Regions from separate parts of the Mus musculus genome. Here regions 1, 2, 3 and 5 are each linked to region 4. The links are chromatin loops, found by intact Hi-C in ENCODE. Cell type or tissue: heart. All regions are shown on one strand.

Region 1 (5,000 bases), 170 kb before region 4:
GTTGTTGTTTTATTTTGCTTTGGGACAAGGGACTGAGGTGCATATTTTACATGTCAAAGCAGATCTGGCTCCCAGGTTCTCCCAGCATCTCTCAGTCCCTACCTGGCACACCCTGTCTCCAACCTTAAACTTTCCAGTCCAGGGACTGGGCTGCCCTTCCCCCCAGAGGCTCTTCCTTATATAATGCAGACATTTTGGCTCTCTCTCTCTCTCTCTCTCTCTCTCTCCCTCCCTCTCCAAACGTGTTCTTTCTTTCCTTCCTTCCTTCCTTCCTTCCTTCCTTCCTTCCTTCCTTTCTTCCTTTCTTTCTATCTCTTCCCCCTCCCCTGTCTCTACCTTGCCATGGCAACTCCCCTGGCCTCAGTCCTTGGGGCCAAGTAAACTCACCTGCAAGGAGCTTCTCAATAAACCCGCATTTAATATAATCTATCTCCAATTGGCTCATTTCACCGGCGCAGAAATGACTTATCAATTACGTTGAGAAGAGTTCTCATGTAGCTTAGGCTAGCCTTAAACTCATTGTGTAGCCAAGGATGGCCTGGAGCTCCTGATCCTCCTGCCTTAGCTCATAACTTCTGGGGTTGGAGGCATACACCCCACTCCTGGTTTTGTTTACTGCTAGCGATGATCCATCCTACAGCTTTTTTTCATGCTAATTAAGTATTTCACTCACCTAGCTGCATTCATTTACTTTTAAAGTTGATAGAGTAAATTTCCCAACAAATGACATGTGAGAGGTGAGCTTTGTGAATTTTGCATTTCTGAATGCAGCATTATTTTTCTCACCACATTTTGTAAAACTTAATCAACTGTTAAGAAACCCGTTGCCATCCTTTTGGTCCTTATTTTAAAAACCAAAACCAAAACCAAACCAAACCAAACAAACAAAAAAAACCCAACTTCTCTGCCTATTTAATAGAACCTTTTAAAACCTGGGTGTTTAGGTTCTTTAATTTGTGGAAGTTTTGTTGATTTTTTTTATTGTTTTATTTTGTTGTTGTTGTTTAATAATTTCCTTCCCATTAATGTGTCTGTTCCCTCCATTCTGGCAAGGCTGGTAGATACGATACAGGGTGCACAGTTCCATGCGAATCTCAGATAATCAAAAAGTGGTGTTTTAAAAGGTAAAAATCTTGCCATATAGCACAAGTTAGCCCAGAATTTTTATGTAAACCATGATAGCCCTGAACTGGCAATCCTCCCAAGTGCTGAGATTATATGTGTCACCAAACAAATAACTTTTTTATTGTGACTATGAGCCTGTTCTTACTGCAAATATGTTATTTATCCTAATTTATTTCATTGTCAGAAACTCAAATCTAAGTAAACATGCTGTATCCTGTTAACTATACATGAGTAGTCTATTGACTGGGATTCTTGTTATTAGGCACTAGACCTGTATGGTTGAAGCTATTGCTGATGCTTGTATTTCATTGTCTACTAAACTGTTTACATTTCTAGAGGAGTTCCGTTAACCTGGCTCTGTTGTTGTTGGCTTGTTTGAGTGCAGCCGTGGCTGGCATCAAGCTCCCTATTTAGCTGAGGCTGACCCTAGACTCTAAGCCTCCTGTCTCTGTCTCTCACATGCTGAGATTACAGGTCTGTGTGATCATGCCTAGTTTCCATGGTGCTGGGTATTGAACCCAGGGGTTCGTGACTTCTAGGCAAGCCCTTTAGTAACTGAACTTTTTAATCCCAAGCCCAAAGTTTTATCAATGTGATTTTTATTAATATGATTTTATTCTATCTGGTCCTACCGTTCAAAAATTTTAAAGATATCTGTTCTTATAGTGCGTTCATTTCACTGCACTTGTTCTTGTTTAGAGATCTGGTGTCTTCCTGGCTTTTTTGTTGTTTGTCTGTTTGTTTTCCGAATTTCCACCTCTAATCTTTGGACTCCTTTTTAAACCTGGAGACTCTGTCAAATGTCACGTTTGGTCGTCTGAACATAATTTAAGGTTGAGTGTTCAAACACTACTGAAAACTTTATGCGGCTCTTCTGTGTGTCGGAAGGGTTCTTTGAACTACATCCAGATGAGAATACACTCAGCTTCTAGCAAGCTGATGGTCTCCCATTCCTGCCTAGTGTACTGTATCCTCTGTCTGTCCAGTCAGCTATCCACACACCGTTGTCTTCCAGACTAACTATTTCAGAAGTGCCTTCCCTCATATTCCTTTATTCCTGTTCACGTCCCTAAACTCAGATACACAGCACTCTCCTGTCTTCCTCTTAGGTAAATTGACTCACTCCCCATGTAAACCATAACCAGTCTTATGAGCCAGTGTCTTTCTGTGTTTCCATAACTTCACATTTGTGTATGAACCAAAGTCTGACCATTACAGATTATAATGGCCACAAGACAGTCACAGAAACAGAAACTTTTCATAGTGAAATGGGATTCTTTATAGAGCAGGTCGAATACAAACATTAAATATTAATATTTTTCCTTAAAGTTACTGGTACATAGGAAGTACAACCTATGTCCCCATTCCCAGAGATTGAGGAAGAAGAGCAGATACGGGGTAGCTATCACAATATTTACCATCATTTGGACTGATGGAGAGATGGCTCAGTGGTTAAGAACAATGATTCCTTTATCAGAGGACCCACGTTTGATTCCCAGAACCCACTTGGCAGCTCACAAACTATCTGTAACTCCAGTCCTAGAGGATTAGACACCCTTTTCCAGTCTCTGTAGTCATTGAAGATACATGAGGTATGGAGATATACATGTAGACAAATATCAATAAAAATAAATATATAAAAGATATTTTTTAAAAATTTACCCATCCGGCCTGGTGAGATGGCTCAGCAGTTAAGAGCACTGACTGCTCTTCCAGAGGTTCTGGATTCAATTCCCAGCAACCACATGGTGGCTCACAACCATCAGTAATAGGATCTGATGTCCTCTTCTGGTGTGTCTGAAAACAGTGACAGTGTACTCATAAATAAAATAAGTAAATCTTTTAAAAAAAAAAAAGAAAGAAAGAAAGAAATTTACCCATCACTTTAATTTTGATTTATGAGATGGAAGGTTCTTGCCTGTGTTGGAACATTGCCATGGAGACGAGAAAGCTGTGATTAGGACTTTGAGTTCTGACATGATGCTGTGAGTCCAAAGGTACTGTCTGAGATTTAGCCCTCAGGGCCCAAGAGATGTGCTCAAATAGGAAGGAGCCCACAGGTTGGAGCCGTAGCCAATTTCAAGTGTAAGGAACCAGAGTGTCCTGCATTGCTCCTGATAATCAAATCAAAGGAGCAACGGAGAGCAAGCTGTGGCCAGGCTCCATCACTCCGAGTCCTCTCCATTGATAAGGAAAACACCAAACAGCTCTCTCCTGTCCCATCAGATTTAGAAGCACACAAAAAACAAAACCTGGAAATCCTATCAGACAGACTCTGAACATGAGACAGAGAATGGAACATAAACAAAGCGTTTTTATCCAGTGATGAAAAGATGGAAGACTGAGATAGTGGGCAGAGGAGTGTCCTCCGAGGGAGACAGACAGCTCAGAACCGAGATAGCAAAGGCGGAATAGTTATTGCCTGGGCTCAGCCACAGAGATAAAAGCTTCAGCGGGTATGCTGTGAAATTGCAAGAAAAAAAAAGAAGTCAGCTTATCAAAGGTTTCTGTCTAAGAGCAGGCGGGCAGGAACTCAGCCAAGCAGCAACTCGTGACAGTCACATATTGGGGCCCGACTTGAAAGGGGCCTCTCAGGTAGAGTCTGAGGGGGAACGGGGAATCTAGTGACAGCAAAGCACAGGTTGGCCAAAGGGCAGGGGAAAAAAGGGGGGAGCAATAAAGCCAAGCTTTTCAAAGTAGGCAGAGATCACTGACAACTGCTTGGAAAGAGACCTTGGAGAGTGACCTATTAATTTTCTGTGTTGGCTGCCAGGGTACCATACCCAGGTTTCCTTATGGCATTTCGATGACCGGGGCAAAGCAGTAATAAAGGATGAAGCAATCCAATAAAAAAGAATAAAAGGTTTATTTTTTTTTTTAGTTACTGAGATTGGCAAGGACATGTGGGAGACTATGCAAATGCCCGTGCGCATGCGCACGTGTGTACACACACACACACACACACACACACACACACCGTAGAACCGAGTGTGGCTGGAGGGAAGGAGAGACAATGAGACAGGAATGAAGACAAACAGACGCTTGGAAGAGGGCACTTGTGGGAACAACAAGCAAAAAGGGAAGCAAAAGAACTCAACTTTCCTTTAACATGAACGTATCCTATATCCCTGAGAGGATGTGGGCTTATGGGGACCCCTAATCCCAGGGCTGACCGGGAGAATCAAGTTAAAGCTCTAGCAAAAGTCTCAGAGAACCTTTGCTTCCGCTGACCGCAACTTGGCAATTCACGCGTGAGGAGGCATAGGAATTAGTTGTTGAGCCTCAACAGGGTTAGATTAAATAGAAATAGAATTGGCCTTTTCAAGCCTTGAAAATCAGACATGAGAGGTGGCACAGACTTGAAACCCAGATACGTGACTGGTGCTTTCAGCTTTGAACTATCACCTCTTCTTCGGATCTTCACACTCTGGGCCATGGCTTCCTAGCACAGACCTTGAATCTGATGCTTTTATTCCTACCTTCTAGATTCTGACTCCCAGTCGGTGGCCCATGGCTATACTATCCCAGAATGACCAAAGCAGTATCTCCATCACCAGTGAATATATACTGGGTGACCACAAAGTATATGTAGCACTTTCTATTTGCACACTGAGGGAGAAGGAAAGATTTACGGTTGGGCAAAGGAGACATTTGCAAACACGCCTTTTAGCCCCTTGCCCCAACCATCTCCCTTCCCCTGAAAATAAACAAGAACCTTTCTTCTTCTCATCATCACCATCATCGTGACAATGGCTATTGAACAATTTCTGATCACCCAGGCAATAGCTTTGTGGTAATACATATATAACCATTCTTTTAATGTTACAAAGAATGCTCTTTTTATGTCCATTGTCCAGATGAGGAAACTGGACTGT
Region 2 (5,000 bases), 56 kb before region 4:
CAGATATAGGCAGATACACCACATTTCTATGGGAATGTAGAGCTGGACCCGTTTTGAAGCAGAGGTATTTTGGAGACTCACTATTCACAGTAAAAGATAGTGGGGTGTTGATGGAAGGATGTATAGAAAAGAGAGTGAAGAATTAGACTCCGATAGACATTGCCAGATGGTTTTTTGACATATACGATGATGACTCCACAGGGGAAAGAATAATTCTTTCAATAAATGGTTTTGAAACTAGGCATCCTATGCAGAGCAATAAAACTCAATATACACCCTATACTCTATTCATAAGTGAACCAACAGTCAATCGTAGACCTAAATGTGAAATGGAGAACTATAAAAGTTTCTGAGAAGAACAGAGGAGAAGATCCTTTTGAGTCTATGTTAGTCAGAGAGTTGTTAAACATGGCAACCAACTCATGATCCATAGAAAACAACAAATTGGATTTTATCTAAATAACACACTTTGATTTCTGTTACAGAAGTATTAAAGGCAATGAGGGGAAACCCCTACAGATTTGTGAAAATATCTTCAGATCACACATCAGACAATAGACATATATTTCAGGGAATAGGTATTTAAACAAACAAACATGAGAGCAGAAATGACTACAATTTTTAAACCGGTAAAAGCTTAGAAAATAGGGATGGACGAACAAACAAGGCAGCAAACAGAGATGCTCAACACTGTAAGTCATTAAGAAAATCCCTATTCAAACCAGAATGAGGTACCATCCCATCCCTGTTAAGACACTGACTCTGCACCAAGTGCTGGCGAGGATGTGAAGCAGCTGAATCACTCCCAGACAAATGGGTGGGGGGCGGGCAAAACAGCACATTCATTATGGAAAATAGATTGATCACGTCCCACAAAGTTAAATGTATGCTTACGATGCAATAAAACCATCCCACCTCAAGATGTTTACATTAAAGGAATAAAAGCATTGTCACATAAAAACCCATTGAGTAATCTATAGAGTATTAGTAATCGCCAAAAGCCGGATCTAAGCCAAATGTCTCTTCATAAGTGCTCTCTGACACATTCCTTCCCTGGAATACTCATTTTTTTTTCATAAAGAGTAACAAACTATTGATACATACTGGAACTCTCATGCTCTAATATGGGAATAAAACTCTAGCATAGCAATGATGGAAACTAGCTTGGTTATTTCTCATAAAGTGGATCTCAGAGAATGACTACATCTTAATGAATGAGTGAATCTCAGTGAATAAATAAATTTCAGGAGCATGATGTTAGGTGAAATAAGCCATGAGGTAATGCTATATGATTCTACTTTATAGAAAAAGCAACATTATAGGGACATGAATTCCTGGTGACCAGTGGTTGGGAATGAAGGGAGGGTCTGAAGGCCAGGGAGTGGTAAAAATATCTTCTCTATGCTGTTGCAATCATTCTTTGTTTTGTTAATGGCCGTGCTTTTAGAACCTGTTATACATTGAATAAAACTCAGGACTGTACATGCAGGGGAAAAAAAGAACCCAACTTCTACTATATAGTTTAAAACACATATTGTTGGTAAAGTTTTGTATTGCTAAATCACTTGGATTTCCTCACTATCCATCACAGAGTCCATTGGATACTTGGAAGAAAGAATAGATTGTTCATTCATTTATGAAGACCTATGTGTAGGTACCTGTAGCAGGGAAGGCATAGATCTAGACTTGATCTAGAGTGCTCTAATCCTGAAGACAAAGTTGCCCTATATGTGAGCTTGTAGCTTTCATTTCAACCTGTCCTGTAGTTTCCATTCATCCAAGGATCTGAGCTATGGTTTCTCTGCAGGTCCTTCCTTGGGCTCTTCAAGGCTGTACCAAGCAGACAATATGGGTCACAGCAGCATTTCCAAACATCTGGTGCTCGGTCTGCCCAGGTCAATCTCCTTATAAGAGCATCTGGCCTGATATTACTGACAAGCCAAAAGGGTCACTATGATACGACGACAGTTCTCTTCCTGGATTTCAGATCATTCTGCTGTGCGTTCTCATTTTTCTCTAGGGATTCAAATCACCCCAAATGTACAGTAGAATTGAGGGAGCAGTGCAACAGCCATGGTGGGGAGAAGAATGGGCAAGCAGCAGTCATGCCAGGTACCATCCTACTCATCAGACACATAGGATTAGTGAATGCTCCTAGCAATCCAATAAAAGGGGTAAAATCTTCTTCCAGGAAATACACAGTACTTCAAGAGTCTTGAAGATGGGTGTTTAAGTAAATTGGCTAATTTCAGCAGATAGGAAAAGACAAAAGTCCCACTTCTAACTTAAGTCCTTTGGAGTCAGGAAGCCACACCCTTCCCCACCCTCTCAGGCTTACAGCTGGTTTCACTGGCCAATGGCTAAGCTTTCTCCAAAGCCATATCCCTGCCTCACCTGGGCTACTGAGACCAAGTGGTTGGCCTCTTCTGCTGCTCTGAGTTCTGACTTGTTCAGCTTCAGGCAAAGAACTCATTACTTCCCTGGCTTGGGCATATATAGAACATTTAAAAATGTCTTTCATCGGGTGATAAGCAACGATCCAAAAATATCTGCTCCAAACTGCAAAATGAACCCAATACATTCCATTCCGAGTTGACTCTCAGGCCATCTGGCTCAGCTTCTCAGTTCGCATACATGGTCTTGACTTCCATGCAGGCTGACTCAGCCTTGACTCTGAGCCCATGTCACCATGACAAAAACACCTAAGAGAATAGATCCATGGAAGCTCTGTATGAGGGAGAGTCAGGGCCACAAGCGTAGTAGATAAATGGGAAGGGCCTGGGTATAATATTCTTCAGTGCTCTGTATGATGGGATGAGGATGTGTAGGAGCAAGAGGGACTTCAATCTGTTTCCAGTCTATAAGTCTGTAATGGTGCATGTTTGAGTATGACTAGCCCCCATAGGTTCATATATTTGAATGTGTGGCCATTACAGAGCAGTGTTACTCGAGAGAGATTAGATGTGGTCTTGTTGGAGGAAGTGTGTCACTAGATGTGGGTGCTGAAGTTTCAAATGCCCAAGTCAGGCTCAAACTCTCTCTCTCTTTCTGTTGCATGTTAATCCACATGTAGACTCTCAGCTACCTCCCCAGTATTGTGTCTGCCTGTGTGCTGCCATGCTTCCCACCATGACTATAGTGGAGTAAACCTCTGAAACCTAAGCTACCCTCAATTAAATGCTTTCCTTTTTAAGGGTTGCTATGGTCATGGTGTCTCTTCACAGCAATAGAAGCTCCAACAGTACAGGAGCCTCTTCTAGACCTGGAGGGAGTAAAACAGGGTTTGGGATAAACATGGCTAGGTTCAACACTACGGGACACAGAGAGCAGAGGAGACTCAGAGTCAGGAGTAGACTCTCTGTTTTGACCATGAAACTGATGGGACCTGGTGACCCAGATGTCTAAGACTGGCAGGGAATGTGAGTTCTGGAGTGTGGTCTGGGTACTTGAGGGGGTTGGGAACCCATACAAGATCTAAACCAAAGGAGCACTAGATGGGTTCTCAGTGTTAAGAGTGGGGTGTTGGGCCAGGACTCACCCATGAAGGTTGGGGAGCATCTCCAGTTAAAAGGGGATCAAGAGCAACTCCAAAGAAGTTGACTTGGGTCTAGCCTCTGACCAAGGGCTGACTTGAGGACTAGAACTACCCTTCACAGCTCAGACCAATGTTACTGGGACTGCCAGTTTGAGAGCAAAGGGTCTGATAGGGGACTAGATGGATGGTGGGGCGAGAGACTTGGGATCCATGCCATGGACTGCGGTGACAAAGCCACTTATAGGTACCGTGGGGAGCATGGCCTTCTAGTCTGACAACACTAGCTGTGCAAAGGGACCACATTTCTCTTAGAGTGGGATAGGAAAACCAAACCTAAGAGATAGCAACACACAGAGTGCCTGCTATCTAGCAGATAACTGAACATACAATCTAATGCATCTGGGTATCATCTCCCAAGGTGGTGTGTCTCAGGCTTGACTCTGCATCCCAGCAGGGGTCGGGGGAGGTGGTCATCAAACCATAATGCTTATGCTCATCTTTGGAGGGTATTTCCTGGTCTGTAGCTCTGGGCTGGGCTTAGACAATGCACTATCTGTATCTTCTCACATGGAACTGCTGCCGGCTCAGAGACCACCGTTTCTTGAGAAGTACTGGATATGAGTTTTCTAGCTAGTATTTTAGAATGAGGGAAGATTCATCGTCTTCTACTTCTTTGCCTTGGGTGGGACCTGGACGACTTTCTCTATTGTGTCTTAGTGTCTTCACCTGTAAAATAAAGGTAATTATTCCTTAGGGTTATTGTAAGGATTGCCTGTGAGGAAAAACTTCAGAGTACCTGATGTCACTACAAAGCAAGCACACGTAAGGGTGCATACTGGGTGCTTTTGAAAACATGTCCTCTGGGTTGGCAAAGACTATTCAAAATAAATACCATCACCATTTCATCAGGAAATGCAAGATGAGGTTAACCATGCAATTAGGATCTGAGCCCTGGGGCTGTTTCAAAGTGGGTTTAACTGCTTCCTTCTTCTCTGTCCACCTTCCTTTAAACTAAACCCAGCAAACGGCTGAGCCCTCAAGGATGAATAAAGACCTAGGCTTTCAAGAATGCTGGGAGATCAGAGAACAGGAGTCACAAAGAGGAGGTGGGGGAGGATGTTTATGTGGGAACTGGGCACAGAAGTTGCCCAGGACGCACATGGTGGGCATTTTTTGTGTGTTCAGAGAACAGATATGCGCAATGACTCAGTGTTTTGCCCACACATTCCCTCTTTTCTCTTGGCTGTCTTAGCTGATTGAAGTCATCAGCGGTGGTGATGCAGCAGGTGCAAATGGATCACCCACTGATGGATTACACAGCCCCGGAGCGTGTCCCTCCCTTCTGCCTAATATGGACACCAAATCCAGCCACTGAGCTGCCAGCGTGAACAGACACTGCAATTTGTGGATGATGAATCAGAGCATCCCACTCTCCCACATGGACCACAGTGTCCCAGCAGCAGGA
Region 3 (5,000 bases), 110 kb before region 4:
TGTATAGCCCTGGCTGTCCTGGAACTCACTTTGTAGACCAGGCTGGCCTCGAACTCAGAAATCCTCCTGCCTCTGCCTCCTGAGTGTTGGGATTAAAGGCGTACGCCACCATGCCCGGCTTGCACCCACAGTTTGAAGCCACGTCCTTCCTTCTTTCCCTTGGTGTTGTCACTATCCCATTCTATGGCCTGGGACCATCTAGATTATATAGATTTTTGAGTCTGTCCATCCATAAGAAGGGGCTTGGTTAACAGCCTCTGATGCCCAGAACTTCTGTGATTTGAACTTCTTTCTTCCTTTTGAAAGAGCCACCGGTAGTGTCTCCCAAGCCAGTCCTGATTGAAATCCAGAGTCTGAAACAAAGAGCTCTAAACCCTCTACTGACCTGGGTATTGCATTAAGAGAAGACAAACCTTAGGGGTGGATATGGGAACTCCCGGCTCCCTACAAAATCAGCTGCGCAACTTTGCGGTGTCCCAGTGCCGCCATTTTCTTATCCTATGAGGCTAGACAAAACAAACGAAAAGTTGTTCCACTGTTCATCTGGTTTCAAGGTCCTTGGTGACCAAAACACCTGTGTAATCATCACCTTTTTCTGTCTTCAGCCATTTCAAAAACCAAAAAGCTATCTTAGCCAAGGGTGGCAGCTCCCGTGTTAGAGGCAGGCCAGGGACTGTGTCCTGGGTAGGCGGTCTCTACCGGTCTGGCTCTATCCATGAACAAGCTCAGGCTCTCTGGAACCCAGTGCTGTTTTCTGCCTGCACCCCAGTGAACAGCTTGTATGTAAAGGACTCGGTGTGCCTCCCACCGCTGTGTACCTTCTCCTGTCCTGGCTCCGTGGGCTGGTGATTCATACTTCATGAGGTTTCCCCATCTTGTCGTCTCCCTGCTTCATCTTTCTCTCATCATGCCTCTTTCCCTCCCTCGCCTTCCTCTCCTCTCCTCTCCTCTCCTCACCTCCTCATTTATCTATCTTCCTTCTCTGCTCTCCCCCTCTTTATCTCCCTTCCTATCTTTCTCCCTTCCTCCCCTCCTTCCTCCCTCCCTCCCTCCCTCCCTTCTTCCCTTCCTCCCTCCCTTCCTTCCTTCCTTCCTTCCTTCCTCCCTTTTATGAGTGTGCCTGTGTGTGTGTGTCACACACACACATATGCCACTACCCACAGTTGCTTAGAATAAACATTTCTTTCTTTCTTTCTTTCTTTCTTTCTTTCTTTCTTTCTTTCTTTCTCTCTCTCTCTCTCTCTATTTATTTATTTATTTATTTATTTATTTATTTATTCTTGGCTTCATTATAACCCTCACTATAATTTATAACCATTGTATTTGTTACTTTACTGACTTTTGTCTTTTGACTTTTTTTTTTTACTTTTGACTAAAATCTGAGCTTCAGCTGTACAAAATCACGTTTCCCTCATCTTCACAGTACTCCCAACACACAGCACAGTCTCCGGGCCAGCACATACCAGTTACTTGAAAAATACTGTTATCAAATACAAGGTGACGCTCGCCACCCATGGGGAGGCTGGGCTGGGAAGCCCTCTCTTTATTTGTGTGGCTTATTTCTAGCCTGTTCTTTGACCTGGATGGTATTAATGCTTTGGCTTATACACAAAGGCAATGGGAAAATGAGGTAATTCTGTGGGTAATTCGAGCAGAAAGGACCACCCATTCTGACCTCAATTATTTGGTTATTTTAGGTGGAAGTAACTTCAAACCCGAAAAAGTGTTTTAGCTGCAGCCAGATCAGGAAGGCTTCCCCACTGAGGCTGTGCCGGCTACCTCAGGCAGCACCTAGGCAGGAGACACAGATGCAAATACTCACATGTATACACACTGCACACACACTTAAGAGTGCAAAGAGAGCAGGGGACAGCCAAGGAACAGGAAGTTCTGTGTAGCAGGTGTTCCCTTCCCACTACAGCTGGCTTTTTAAAGCAGCCATCGGCTCCCCCTGTTCAAGTGTTCTTTTCTGGGGCCCGAGGAAGTCATCTCTTGACCTTGGCAGTCCTGGGCTAGCTCCAAGCTTGAACCTCGCAGACAGGGAGGACAGGGCTAGTAGACAAAGTGTTCAAGGAGATGTGTTCCACAATTTTAGATTTAAAAACAGAACAAAAATTCAACTCTAAGCTAGCGAGCTAGGCTCTGTCGTGTCAATAGTATTTAAAGGTGATATTTGGCTAGAGCAGTAAGCTCTGCAAATGAAAACAACTTGGCCTTCTCTCTCTCCTCCCTACCCTCTCCGTTTCTCTCTCTCCTCTCCTTTCCTGTCTTTTCTGTTCTCTCCTCTCCTATGGAATGATGCTGTATCCTTTGGGACGTCTCTAACACAGCCCTGCAGCAAGGGTGGAGGTGACACCATTGCCCTGCAGGTAACAAGGCTGAAACTCAAGGAGTTAAGTCACTTGCCCTCAGTGCTCACTTAGCTGGGCACTCAGCCCACCTGGCTCTGAGCGTGCACCCTGACCCAGCTGGAGATGGTTGCAGGGTGAGAGCAAGTCTCTCATGACTTTCAGGCTCCTCTGGGCCGTGAGCTGCCTGGCAGGGAGCCAGGAGCGGCTGGTTTCCCTCTGGCCCTGTCCACACTCTAGAAGCACTCAGCTCAAGCTGATAGGCGTGCAGGTGTCGCGAGATGGCTCTGACACAGACAGGAGCCCTCTGTGGGGCCCAATGTAGATGTCTGCCAATCCAGAGCCCCCACCATGGGGAAGGCGCCTCATGCACACTTAGAAACACTGGCTCCTATATAGCAAGTGGCCTCAGAGCCCTGGCCCCCAGCTGTCAACGCCAGCAATCTCTCTTAGGAGCTAAGCCCTCACACTTTCTAGGGCTACAAGGAGCCAGGTTTCCAGCAATGCTATAACGTGATTTGAGCCCAGGGCCTTGTCCTCTGGCCAGTGGCTTCATAGTTCAGATTCCCATGACCATGGTAGGATTGGTACCCAAGAGCTCTAGACCTTCCAGCTGAGCCTCACAGGGAACATGACACCTTCCCAGTTCAGCACCAGGCCTCCAAGTCCTTCTGGCTTGCAAGGAGTTAGAATTGTGGCACATTCTGGTGACCTCTAGCCTAATAATCTAGATGATCACTCCCATGATGAAACAGTTAATTTCTCATTACAGGTAAAGGAGCAGGTGGGGTCAAAATATGGGCTGGGTGAAAAAAAAAGTGGATGTTTGAATAATGGAACCGAACCTGGAAATCTGATCCTAATAGTTATTGGGGGTGTCTACAGTTTCCACACCTGGGAAGCCTCATACAGTGCAATTTTCTTGTCTTAGCTATCTTTTTTTTTTTTTTTTTTTTTGGTCACTGCAACAAAATACCAAGCCAAAAAAAAAAAATGTAAAGAAGAAAGGTTGATTTCAGTTCACACTCTCAGAGTACCTTCCACCTTGGTGAGGAAGCTATGGCGACAGGAACTTGAGACAACTGGTCACATTGTACCTGTAGTTAAGGACATGGAGGGAGGTGAGTGTTGGTGTTCAGTTCCTTTTCTGCTTCATATTCAGCCCACAATCTCAGCTTGTGGAATGATACCACCTATGTTTAGTGTGGGGATGGGTGGGTGTGGCTTCCTACCTCAACTGACATAATGTGGGAAAATATTTCACAGACATGGACAGAGGTTTGTTTCCAGGATGGTTCTAAGTCTCGAGTTAATAGCCAAGCTTAATCATTACATTGCTAAGCCAATTTATAAGAAAAGACATCATGGGGTCAGGATCATCCTCACCCCTTCCTTCAGAAGGTATCAGGTCGGAGACCCTGATGAACGTTCTCACCTCAAGGCTGACCAGCAGGTATAAGGAGGTGATCACCTCATTTTGAGTGACTTTGTTGTGCACCAGACACCTGCTAACAGTGTGGGAGGTAGACTGAATCAGATAGATGGAGGTCTCCTAGCTCCTGGGGTAGATGCTCACTAGGTAGCTTGGCAACCCAACTGCCCACATGATGGTTATGTGATGTGACTCCATAGTGTTGACATTCTGCATGTCTGGATGCCAAACTGGGCAAAGGAGCAGGGTCATTGCAAATAGTGTAAAGAAGCCAAGGGGCTGCCCCATGGACTTGACCCCTAACCCTATGGACTTGAACCCTGTACATTGAAGCCATTTTATTTTCTTTGCAGAAAGCCTCAGTCTTTTAATGTGTCATTCTTGGAGTGAGGAGAGCCTGAGCTGGGACCCATTTTCTGGATCCAAACCACAAAGCTTCTCCAGCACAAGTATGCTTTAAACCTGCTACCTAATCCTTCGTGGAAAGGAAGCAACAGCCATCTATCTCCCTGGTGTGGAACAAGGGTCAGACAGCTGAGCCTCTGCTATGCCTACAGCTGCGAGAGCATCTGCACACAGATGGGCTGGGAGAAAGACTGGGGCCCTTTAGATGGGAAAGTGATACAGATCATAGAAGGGCCAAGAGGGCCTCAAAGCTTCTGGGTGAGAAGGTGAGGGGTAACCTTACCAGAACTAAGGAGGTTACTACTACAGAGAAGAGAAGACAAAGGACCCAGGTTATAGTAACCTCAACATCGTTTTCTAAAAGGCCGATATATTCATTAAATTGTGCTCGGAAGCAGAGGTAGCCGGTGCTCTGCAAATATTTATAGCAGCATTTTAAAATTCATTATGTTTTATGAGTAAAGTATGACAATGAATGTTATGAAAAGGATAAATAACAAAATAGCAGACACCCAAAAAGTGAAAGGCTCAACTAATTCCACCATGTTGGAAATAAACACAGGTAGTGGATTAGGGTAGTTATACAAGGGCTTTAGCCAATCATCTGTTTATATAGTAAAGACACATGGAGGGGAAAAGGTGTGTCTGAACTCATCTTCCAGCTGTCTGTGACTGAAGAGCCCTCTGCCAGATTCTTTAAATCAAAACACCACCTTCTGCCACCTGGTGAGAGCGATCTCATTTCCTGATAGGATGGGGTATCCCAGGCATGGCTGTCTTTCCAGTTCAGTAGCAGCAATCTTACCCTATCAGTG
Region 4 (5,000 bases):
TCCAGGACCACGGGTGCTCGCCTCCCTGTAGCGCCCCTCCTCTACACCACAGCAGGAAGGAAGAAGCAGCTGGCGCGCACGTCCCAGCAGCTAGGGGCCTGTCCCCCATCCTTCTCGGCTCTGATCCTCCACACCCGATCTTCCCCGGCTGCAGGCAAATCTCTGCAGCCCCCGACTCAGCAGTGGCCGGCTTCTTCCAATCTGGCACTGGGAGAGCTTGCTCCTTCCTAGCCCCGGCCCTCCACAAAGGCGCGTTGGATTTAAGGGACAACGGAGAGGGCAGGGGTTGTGAGGGTGTAGTTTGCACCCTGATGCTTGTGGCTTGTTTGTGCGGAGAGCGTCTCCCCAGCATCCTCCCTCCCCCAGAAGCTCTGCAAACCCAGCGGCTGCACCAGCTCGGCCCCTCTGCAGCCATCCTCGACGCCGAGACTTGCGTGCAAACAAAAAGGAGAAGGGGAGGGGCCCGGGAAACCGGAGCCCCCTGCACCAAGCAGGACTCATCTCCTGTGGCCCTCAGCGGACAGGGTTTCCTTAGGGGGCTTCAGGTGGGACCCCAGGTTCTCCCCACCCAACGCCACCATATCCACGCCCTCTGGCCGCCACTTAAGTGAAGGTTCCGAGTTCACTTCCTTTGTCTGGATGCTCTCAGCACCGCCTCCCCCAACCTCCAGCTTTGCAACCTTGACGTCGACTCCTGCAGGGGCTGAGGCTGGCGGGTTAACCCGCACTGGGTGTCCGTGCCACTCTCCGGCCTCGTACCCGGAGCCGGCACTAGGAGGCTGCCGGGCTGCGCAGCCACCCGGGTTAAACTGGCGGCCGCCAAAGGCGCAGGATACTCACCAGTGAATGGGGAAATATACAGACATGAAGTCCTAGGGGAGGCTGACCCACGCCCTTGTGATTAAGAAAAACAAAACAAAACAAAACAAACAAACAAACAAAAAAAAACCAGTCACTGAGTCCTGAATGAGATTGGCAGGGGCGCAGAGGAGAGCAGCGGGCAGCCGAGAGCGGGTACTGGGCTAGCGCCGGTCCGCCTTCCGGAGACAGCCTCGCTGCCAACGGCGTAGGCAGTGCAGACCAAGCTCTCCGCTCTCCACCGATCTCCGGGTCCCACAAAGAGCCCGGGAAGCAGCATTTATAAGGGAGGGGCGGGGCTTGTCGGCGAGCGGCCCCGCCTCTCCTCGCCCACTCTTAGAATAACGTCACCAAAATCATGAATGGCTTCAGCGCTCATAGCTCCCGCGGGCGGCGGCGGGGACCAGCCGGGCTCTGCACCCTGCCTGAGCTGGCTCCCAGCAGCTACGAGCCCGCCCCCCTCCCCACCGTTGACACACACGCGTGTTCCCGAGCTGGAGTTCAATGTCAACGCAGCTTCCTGACCATAAATCCGCAGCGTCCGCAGCCCCCTCTCTGAACACAGGGACTCTAAGGGCTACGGGGATGGGTGGGCGTGAGGAAGGAATGGGGGCCCACGCGGGAAGAGACAGATCGCCGGGGGAGGGCGCCATTCTTCCATCCGAGCGCCCGCTGTCGGGTTCTCTGTGACTTCCACATCTCAGGACCCTTCACTGGTCATCCATGCAAAGTAGGCCTCTCTTGGACATTATCGCCTGTGGCATCCCGATCGTGGCGGGGCCGGGGGAAAAAGGAAAAGATGGGAAAGAAGGCTGCACAGCTGCGGGGCTGGAGGCACCCATGCCGGAGGGGGCATTGTTGGCTTTCTAAAAGTCTGCGGTCCTGGAGTCCATGGAGGGTTCTGTTTGTGGGAGAAAGGATGTGGTGTCTTACTAGGGTTTTTCCGTTGCGCGAGCGCGCTTGCGTGTGCACACACACACACACACACACACACACAGAGTAGCATATACGGTTTGCATTGGGAGTAGAGGGTGAGGAGAACGAGCGGAATACAAGTACACCCGGCTAGCCTTAGCTCCCAGAGCCCATCTGATAGAAAACACAGAGTTGAGAGACTGACTCCTTCATAGCCCAGGAATTGCAGTTCCGGTGTCTATCTTGGAGACTAAACTGCTGTGCAGCCCCTACAGCCAGGAAGAACGGAGTCTGACTCAGTACCCAGCGCTGCCCCGCTGTGGCCTCTGTTTCAATTACTCTTGTAAAACAGCTTCCTAACCTTGACCTATGTGCATAAAGGGACTGGGGAAAGGGAGAGCCGTGGTCGAAAACTAAACACAATTAAATGTGATTTAAAATAAGTCTGCACCCTGAAAGAAAAGCGTACTGGTTATATCCAGCAAAAAGCTGCTGGCATCAAGAGACGAGTTTTCAGTAGCAGGGGCCACGCGGATGTTGAGAAAGAGGACCTCATAATTTTCAGCATCTACTCTTTCTAAGAGCAACTTTGCAATAACTGCTTTCCCAACTATGCGTACCTATATACATCCTGAGTAAAAACTGGAGCGTCCTAAAAGAGCCGTATTTCATAAGCCCTGTAATCAGAAAAACGCAGGAGGCTGTCCTTACCCCCTTGAGACAAATGAAGCGCTGTTTGTGCTCTTCAGGACTATTCGCTTCTGCTTCTGACCAGGTGACAGGGGTCTGGCGGAGGGTGGGGCTTTATGAACAGGGGCCAAGGGAAGATGGTCCGTGGTGTGTTATTAATGGAGGGGCAGCCTGAGCCTTTTAATAGAATGGGAAAGTATCTCAGTGCCATTGGCTGACATGTGGCATATTGTCACCTGGGGAGCCAAAGAGAAGCCAAAGTCTAGAGATCTAGATTCTAGACCGAGCTTTCCTGGAAACCCTCTGAGGGTGGGCCCTGAGGCAGACCCTTGGGTTAGCAGAAGAAAACCTTCTCCCATGTTTGCCCATACAATCCCTCACAAGACCTGAGATGAAAGGCAATGGATGGTACCATCGTGACCTGTCACAGACACATGCATGTTACATATTTGTGATTATTACCTATCAAACCCTCTCACCACCTCCTCACACCACGGAAATCAATCAGCCCTTTTGGGGAAGAGGATGTGAAGAAAAGTCTCCCTCTAGAATAACAACCTGGCCTCGTGGAAAATGGCCTACATTGGAGGACACCGAGTTAGTGTCGGGTGAGTACTTTTTGGGAGAGTGTATGAATGAATACTTCAGCTCAATTTCAGCTGTCAGAAAATTAGAGCAGAAAGTCAGCCTTGGATCGTGGCTCCCAGATCTACACTACGCCAATTCTCAATGCTACTACATCTATGTGGCTCCTCACAAGGAGCTACGTGTTTTTTCGAAACATTGTCACTGTGTTGGCTTTTAACCGAGTGGAATGAGATTAAACGGCATAGCCTAACAGTTTACAGAGCCCAGTTTACAGATGTACAAACCGTGCTGAAGTAAATTAGGGAACTTGCCACAGTTAGACAAGGCTGGACTGGGACTGGAACTCCGGGTTTAGGCACACTCAGCTTCTGTCCAGTCCTTCACATCTCTGCATTTCCTCGTTCCTTTAAGATACAGGAGATTGGGCAGACAGTGGCAGTGCACACCTTTAATCCCAGCAGTCATGAGGCAGAGAGAGTGTACTGGCTAGTTTCGTGTCAACTTGACACAGTTGGAGTTATCACAGAAAAAAGAGCTTCAGTTGAGGAAATGCCTCCGTGAGATCCAACTGTAAGGGATTTTCTCAATTAGTGATCAAGGGGGAAAGGCCCCTTGTGGGTGGGACCATCTCTGGGCTGGTGGTCTTGGTTCTATAAGAGAGCAGCAGGCTGAGCAAGCCAGTAAAGAATATCCCTCCATGGCCTCTGCATCAGCTCCTGCTCCCTGACCTGCTTGAGTTCCAGTCCTGACATCCTTGGAGATAAACAGCAGTATGGAATTGTAAGCTGAATAAACCCTTTCCTCCCCAACTTGCTTCTTGGTCATGATATTTGTGCAGGAATAGAAACCCTGACTAAGACAGAGAGGCAGGCAGATCTCTGTGAGTTCGAGGCCATCCTGGTCTACAGAGAAAGTTTCAGGACAGCAAGGGCTACACTGAGAAACCCTGTCTCAAAATCTAAAACAAACCAACCAAAAGATACAGGAGCCTTTAAGGCACACACTTAACGTTTCTTCTCTTTGCTCTGAGACAGATTTCTACCATCCCTGCCTTGGATTAAATGAAGAAACAGAAATGCCAGCAAATGAAGTGACTTCAAGCCCCAGAACCTTAGAGCCGAAAGAGCCCTTCCAAATAGTGGATTCCAGGTTCCTCGTTTTACAGGTGAGAAGACACTTCACAGATTAGATGGCACATTCAAGGTCGCCAGGCTGATAGTGATGTAGATGGAAACCTCCCTGTCAGACCACTGGGCAAGCGTTCTTTCCGTGATCACGCCACAGTGCAGAGATAAGATGAGACCTGGGCTCGCTAACTCACCTCAAGCCATCAACCAGCATTCACGGAGCATCTCCTAGTGTGTGCACTGAACCCTCGGCACCGGCTTCTCCATCCACCTTTGTCCAAGGGACCAAAGGGTTGAACTGCAATTCAGCTTGAATTTAAAAATCTAGATATAATTAGAATTATTTTGCTTTCCAATGTTGCACCAGTCTAGTCTTAGCTCCTTTTCTCCTTTGGGTAAAATCTTTTTTTTTTTTTTAATTTTTAAGGGTAAAGAACTTAAGATATGCATACGTAGTGATATATGTACAAATATACACATACAAAATAGTGTGGAAATATTGCTTTGTTTTTTGCTTGTTTGTTTGTTTGTTTGGAGAAAGGGTATCACTCAGGCTAGCCTCGAACTTGCAGCAGTCCTACTTCCGCTCCTGAGTGCTGGGAATTGTAGGTATGAGTCACCCTGGCCAGCTGAACTTAGAATCTTATTAGAGTTATCTTGGTGGTAACTTTGTATATAAGAGACATGTATCTAACTATTCATCTTATTAAGAAGTCCCCATCTAAATTCATCTAAAGATGTGTCTCACATTAGGTCTCCTTTTGTTTTGCCAAGGACAATATTGCACTTGAGTTGAGCCAGTAGTGGTGAAACTGGTCCTCT
Region 5 (5,000 bases), 280 kb before region 4:
CATTCTGCACAGATACAGAGACAAAGACTTCCACCTTTACAAGCTTCTACAAGCTGATGGCAGAGGTGTGCAGTAGGCATTGGCAACGCAAAAGTCAAGACCACAGACCACATCTTAGTAGTTATAATCACAGAATTTCAAAAATAACCCAAACTGACCATAGACAGGTTTGGTCTTACCATCCCAATGTGATTCTAGGCTGGTAGCAAATATTTCTTCAAAATCACGGTACTTCGATGTAAAAGGCTCCATTTTAGCAAATTATAGTTTGTATCTTAAAACACATCAGACTCAAAGAACAGTGATGCCATTTAAGGAAAGACACTTTCTCTTACTTGAGGTTTCAAGGCCTTTCATGTTAGGCACAGGCAATTTTATGACATGAAACATTTAGAAGAGGAAGGTGACTATTTGTCACAGGTCATTGGATTCATATGGCTCACTACACGTCAGATATACATACACAGCTCAGCGATTTGTGTCACATTTATTTCAAACCACACATTTTAAGATCAGAACTTACCTTCTCTTAGGCGGTCCACCACAAAGGTAAAGCCAGTGGTTCTTGGGTGTAAAACATACTCATATTTCTGAAGTCCGTTCTTCTCAGCAAAATCATTACTCCTAGCCTTATTATTTTCTAGACAAAAAGAATAGACTGTTAGGAGCCATAAGGTAAAAGCTAAGGAAAAACATTAAGCACTTCTTGTACAAAAATAACACTTATGACCAGGTATGATGGTGACACCTTCAATCACAGAATTCGGGAGGCAGAGACAGGCAGATTTACAGGAGTTCATGACCAGCTTAGTGTACACAGTGAATTCCAGGCTAGCCACTACACTGTGAGACCCTGCATATGCCCAGAAGGCACTTTTCTGTTGTTACACAGTATACAAAGACAACGCAAACATTCTGAGTATGTGTATGAGTGCTTTGCCTGCATGTCTGTGTGACAGTGTGCAGTGTCCAAGGAGGCCAGAAGAGGGCATCAGATCCTCTGGAACTGGAGTTACAGATTTAGGCCCCAAATCAGGTCCTCTACAAGAATATCAAATGCTCTTAACCACTGGGCCATTTATCCAGCCCACAATGCAAACATTTGAGATAATCCCTTACAAATATCTGAAGTTGGCTGGGTGGGGGGGTGGGTAGGTAGGTAGGTAGGTAGGTAGGTATATAGGTTGATAGAGACAGATGTAAATTTACGTTATGAATAAGCCTTAATATCCTTAAATTTATATCCCAACTTTAAAATTACTTAGGTGGCTTAAAAAAAACTGATATGAAATGAAAATTGAGATATAAAAACAAAAAACTAATTAGCTAAAGTTTTCACTAAAGACCATCTTTATGTGAGGTGGGGATGTTCAATGTCACTTGTCTGCCACGTGCAAGGCCCCTTAGGTTCAATCCCAAGCAGCACTAAGAATCATAAAATCCTGACATAAGAACAATTTAAACGTAAAAGACTAATAACATGAAAAATTAACAAAATACAAAATCTAAACACCCTGAAGAAATAACTAGCAATCAAATCAACATTTTTTTTAATCCAATAATTTGGGCTTTGAAAGCAAAATAAAATACCTGCCTTGCTCAAGCACAGAGTGGCTAATATTACCCAGACCACTGCACAGCAAAATAGACACATGATTAGCACATCATGTACACACATCTGAACATGATTTGGCTGAATATAGTTACAGAGACAAGTATATGTTCCAATTGTTGGCAATAACTTCTTTTTCCATTCCATGAGGTCACTTTACAAATTCCAAGAAGAACCAAACTCGTTACTCAGCAAATACAACTGGAAAATAAAGTGTTCAAAAATTTGGCCTTGACTAGTAGAGATCATGAAATATCTTCTGATGACAGCAAATGTTAGGACATGTAATTCTCAGCTCTGTTTGGAAATTTACAGACTAGTACAAAAAAATTTATCTATATAAACACAACTTTCCTAGGAGTAAATTTAAGATCAGTGAGTTCTCTAGCCCTCCAGCAACCACAGATGTATCCCACAACACAATATCCAGTAGATAATCTTACAGAAGGGGCTGTGTCATTTCTATCAGAGGCACTGAGTCAAATGCCCACAGCTCTCCCAACAATACAAGGAGAGACCTTGGACATGGAAATCAGTAAGCTATTCTGCATCTGCTGTGAATGTCCTGGGCACGAGCAGACTAGTGGCAGCATTTCTGTTGCAACTAGCTGCAGACCTTAAAGGGGACAAGGAGCCCAGAGACATCGGAGAGATGCGACCTCTCATCAGCTTGTTGTCAGGATCAGTGACTCTGAGGGTTTTCACGTGAAAATCAAGTCTGATGTAGATGTGGAGACAAATATACACAACGCTAAAATGTACGGTTTGGGACACACTATGGGACAAATCAGTGTGGTGATGTTCCGCCCCTCACTTCACCCACCCCTTCCCAGACCATCATTATTAGTAACTGCACTGGCATCCCATTTTCCAACCACAGCCTCCTGTCAGCTCATTCCCTGCAGCCTCCCACTCCTTCCACCCACACCCATGGGACCGCTGGCCACTCTGAGCTTCTCAAGCCAACTGGGCATGTTGCAACCTCAGCTTGTGCAGCTGCTCCTCAGCTACCCACGCCTTCTGCTGCAGATGAAGTCTTCTACCTCATACACACAGTTCCTACTTACCCGAAACTTCAGAGAGGCTGGTCCTGACCACCTTAGAGGCTAGCACCCTGCTTCCTTCTTTTACTGTCTTCCCATCCTGCCTTATCTTTTCCCCTTTAAAAAATTTTTAGCTTTTTATTGGCTCTTTATGAATTTCACATCATGGACCCCAATCCCATTCATCTCCCCCTTCCCTCGTGCCCACCTTCCATGCTTGCAATACGACCCCCAGATAAAACTCTTGTGGAAGCTGTGTGTCACAGTATGTCCCACAGTATTTCCTTTTGTCCACACTTCTTGCAAATGTTCCTTGCAATGAGTCGGTCTGCCACGAGGCCTCTGGCTTCTGCTACTCTATCAGTATTGGAACCTCACTGAGACTCCTCCCAGATATCCTGTTGTTGCCCTGTCTCATGGACATCCTGTAGTTTGGGATCTATAAGACCGGCCTCTTCACACACTCCAGCAGTTTATTAATGGGATAGATGTTGGGGTCCGCCAATTTAAATCCTTGGACCTTGGACCAGGCTTGCTTCTGCCCAGGGCTGTGGTCTCAGGTGGAATTCTTCTAGTCTCTGGCTTGTTCCATATCCTGGGAGCCTGATGCCAAACTGATGGTCGTCTTAGATTCACCTTTCCCAGGAAATGTTAGGTTTGTAAGTCAGAACACTCACAGCCTCTCCCCTCTCTGCCACCTCCTGACACACATGTGACACAGCAGCCACGCCCACAATACCTCTAGGGGCAAGTGTTTTATTTTTCTATACCAACTCTTATGACAACTGTATGGATTCTTAGTAGCTGATTATCTCTTTCTTCATATAACAAGCTTCATGGAAGGGAATTAATTTTGTATATGAAATTTCAAAACACTGGAATATTTGTTAAATAAAGAAATTTTATGTTCAAGAGTATCAAATTCTATGGAATTTCATTGTTAAAATCTGAAAATAGTTTTCCTTTCCAAATCAGACAGAACTAAACAAGTGTTATGGCAAATTTTATGTCAACCTGACAAGGCTGCATGCGCCAGGCTTTAACTGTCAACCTGTCACAACCTGGAAGCACTTTTAAAGAGTCTTAATCTTGATCAGTGGGCATATCCCAGGGACTGTCACCTACTTTGGGTGGCATCGTTTCCTATAGTTGGGATCATGAAAAATGTAAAAGAGAAGAAAGCTAGCTAAGAGCAAGCAAGCAAGCAAGCAAGCAAGCAAGCAAGGGTGAATTTATTTCCCCTGCTAACTTTGGATGTGACCAGCTGTTTCAAGTTCCTGCCTTGCCTTCCACACAGAGATGGACTGTGACCTGGGAGTGTAAGGCGATGTAAACCCAGTTCTCCACTAACCTGCTTTCAGTTAAGATGTTTATCACAACATCAGAAAAGAAACTAGGATGGTACAAACTTTTATTCTAGAGATTCTGGTAAAGGTACTTTTTGATAGGATTGCTATTCCAATTGGTAGAGTAGTAGGGCAGACTACTTACTGCACAATGTGACTGGGTTTCATGTAAATCAACTGTCTTAGAAACAAGGGTATCCTTAACTGCACTACACAGAAGATGATGTAGTCCACTTTTAGGTTTCAACTGCTGCTCTTCCCAGGACTACCACTGGCCCAATCTGAACTTGCAAGGTCTGCTGTTTCAAAAACCACTCCCTTAAAGCACACCATGCTCTCTCCTTAAATATTTCTTTCTTTAAAAACCCGAATACATAATATAAACTGCACAATCAGCTCAAAGGTCCAAAGATATGAAAGATTACAATGTAAGTAAGAAATAAAATGGGCACAAAACACATGTTCTCTTTGCTGGTTTTAAGGTTATAAAGGAGCTGGTATGTATGTGCACGTATATTTCTAAGAATGTGAGCATGTATGTAAGAATCTGTGACTAAATGATGAGCAAAATGAACTAAAAATTCAAATCGTGTTCATTCAGGGACTATGGAATTACAGCAGCCTCTATGTCTGTCTACTTCTGTGCTTTATAATTTCCCAATATATACTTCTTCCCTTAACAAGATGTTATAAACAATAATAGTATACACAGACAAAACGTATAGAAAGCCATGAAACATACTAATTTAAAAGTATGCAAGCAAACTAGATTCAGAACTTAAATCAGAATATAAAATGTTTGACTAGGGTTTTAGCCCAGCAGTGGTGGTGCACGCCTTTAATCCCAGCACTTGGGAGGCAGAGGGAGGTGGATTTATGAGTTTGAGGCTAGCCTGGTCTACAGCCTGACCATCCAGAGACTGCCCCACCTGGGGATCCACTCTATAAACAACTACCAAACTCAGACACTATTGCAGAAGCCAACAAGAGCTTGCTGGC

The links. Hi-C counts contacts between places; a loop is a spot of excess contacts. Peaks named below come from ENCODE experiments on the same cell type or tissue, not always from the same donor. Only the 100,000 strongest peaks of a DNase experiment are listed, where the experiment ranks them.
Region 1: it touches region 4 in a loop (2.2-fold over the local background); 9 of 42 quality-filtered maps call a loop at or near these places.
Region 2: it touches region 4 in a loop (3-fold over the local background); 11 of 42 quality-filtered maps call a loop at or near these places.
Region 3: a loop joins it to region 4, with 2.7 times the contacts of the local background. A loop is called at or near these places in 6 of 42 quality-filtered maps.
Region 5: a loop joins it to region 4, with 1.9 times the contacts of the local background. A loop is called at or near these places in 6 of 42 quality-filtered maps.

What each region holds. Positions count from the first base shown.
Region 1 is chr17:73,085,849-73,090,848 of GRCm38, reverse strand. No RefSeq gene overlaps it. Among named protein-coding and RNA genes, the nearest start is that of Gm41616, 3.8 kb to the right of the region's middle. In heart, a CTCF peak has its summit at 2,867 (motif pointing left); no DNase peak of the experiment used is centred here; H3K27ac peaks cover 1,860 bases.
Region 2 is chr17:72,970,809-72,975,808 of GRCm38, reverse strand. No RefSeq gene overlaps it. Among named protein-coding and RNA genes, the nearest start is that of Gm23649, 14 kb to the left of the region's middle. In heart, no CTCF peak of the experiment used is centred here; a DNase peak (open chromatin) is centred at 2,478; H3K27ac peaks cover 759 bases.
Region 3 is chr17:73,020,432-73,025,431 of GRCm38, reverse strand. Gm30420 (a long non-coding RNA gene) reads left to right here and starts at 1,283. Exons shown (of 2, transcript XR_385745.3): 1 at 1,283-3,469; 2 at 4,134-5,000. RefSeq lists an enhancer at 1,281-3,269. In heart, no CTCF peak of the experiment used is centred here; DNase peaks (open chromatin) are centred at 1,841 and 2,721; H3K4me3 peaks cover 749 bases; H3K27ac peaks cover 3,875 bases.
Region 4 is chr17:72,914,419-72,919,418 of GRCm38, reverse strand. Lbh (limb-bud and heart) reads right to left here and starts at 1,114. Exons shown (of 3, transcript NM_029999.4): 1 at 841-1,114. The coding sequence starts at 866. Gm30375 (predicted gene, 30375) reads left to right here and starts at 1,264. Exons shown (of 2, transcript NR_168598.1): 1 at 1,264-3,071; 2 at 4,086-4,675. In heart, CTCF peaks have their summits at 24, 1,474 (motif pointing right) and 2,089; DNase peaks (open chromatin) are centred at 68, 1,158 and 2,038; H3K4me3 peaks cover 2,301 bases; H3K27ac peaks cover 2,848 bases.
Region 5 is chr17:73,192,319-73,197,318 of GRCm38, reverse strand. Lclat1 (lysocardiolipin acyltransferase 1) reads right to left here. Exons shown (of 6, transcript NM_001177967.1): 5 at 524-640. It also overlaps the pseudogene Gm25406. Among named protein-coding and RNA genes, the nearest start is that of E330032C10Rik, 56 kb to the left of the region's middle. In heart, a CTCF peak has its summit at 986 (motif pointing right); a DNase peak (open chromatin) is centred at 2,568.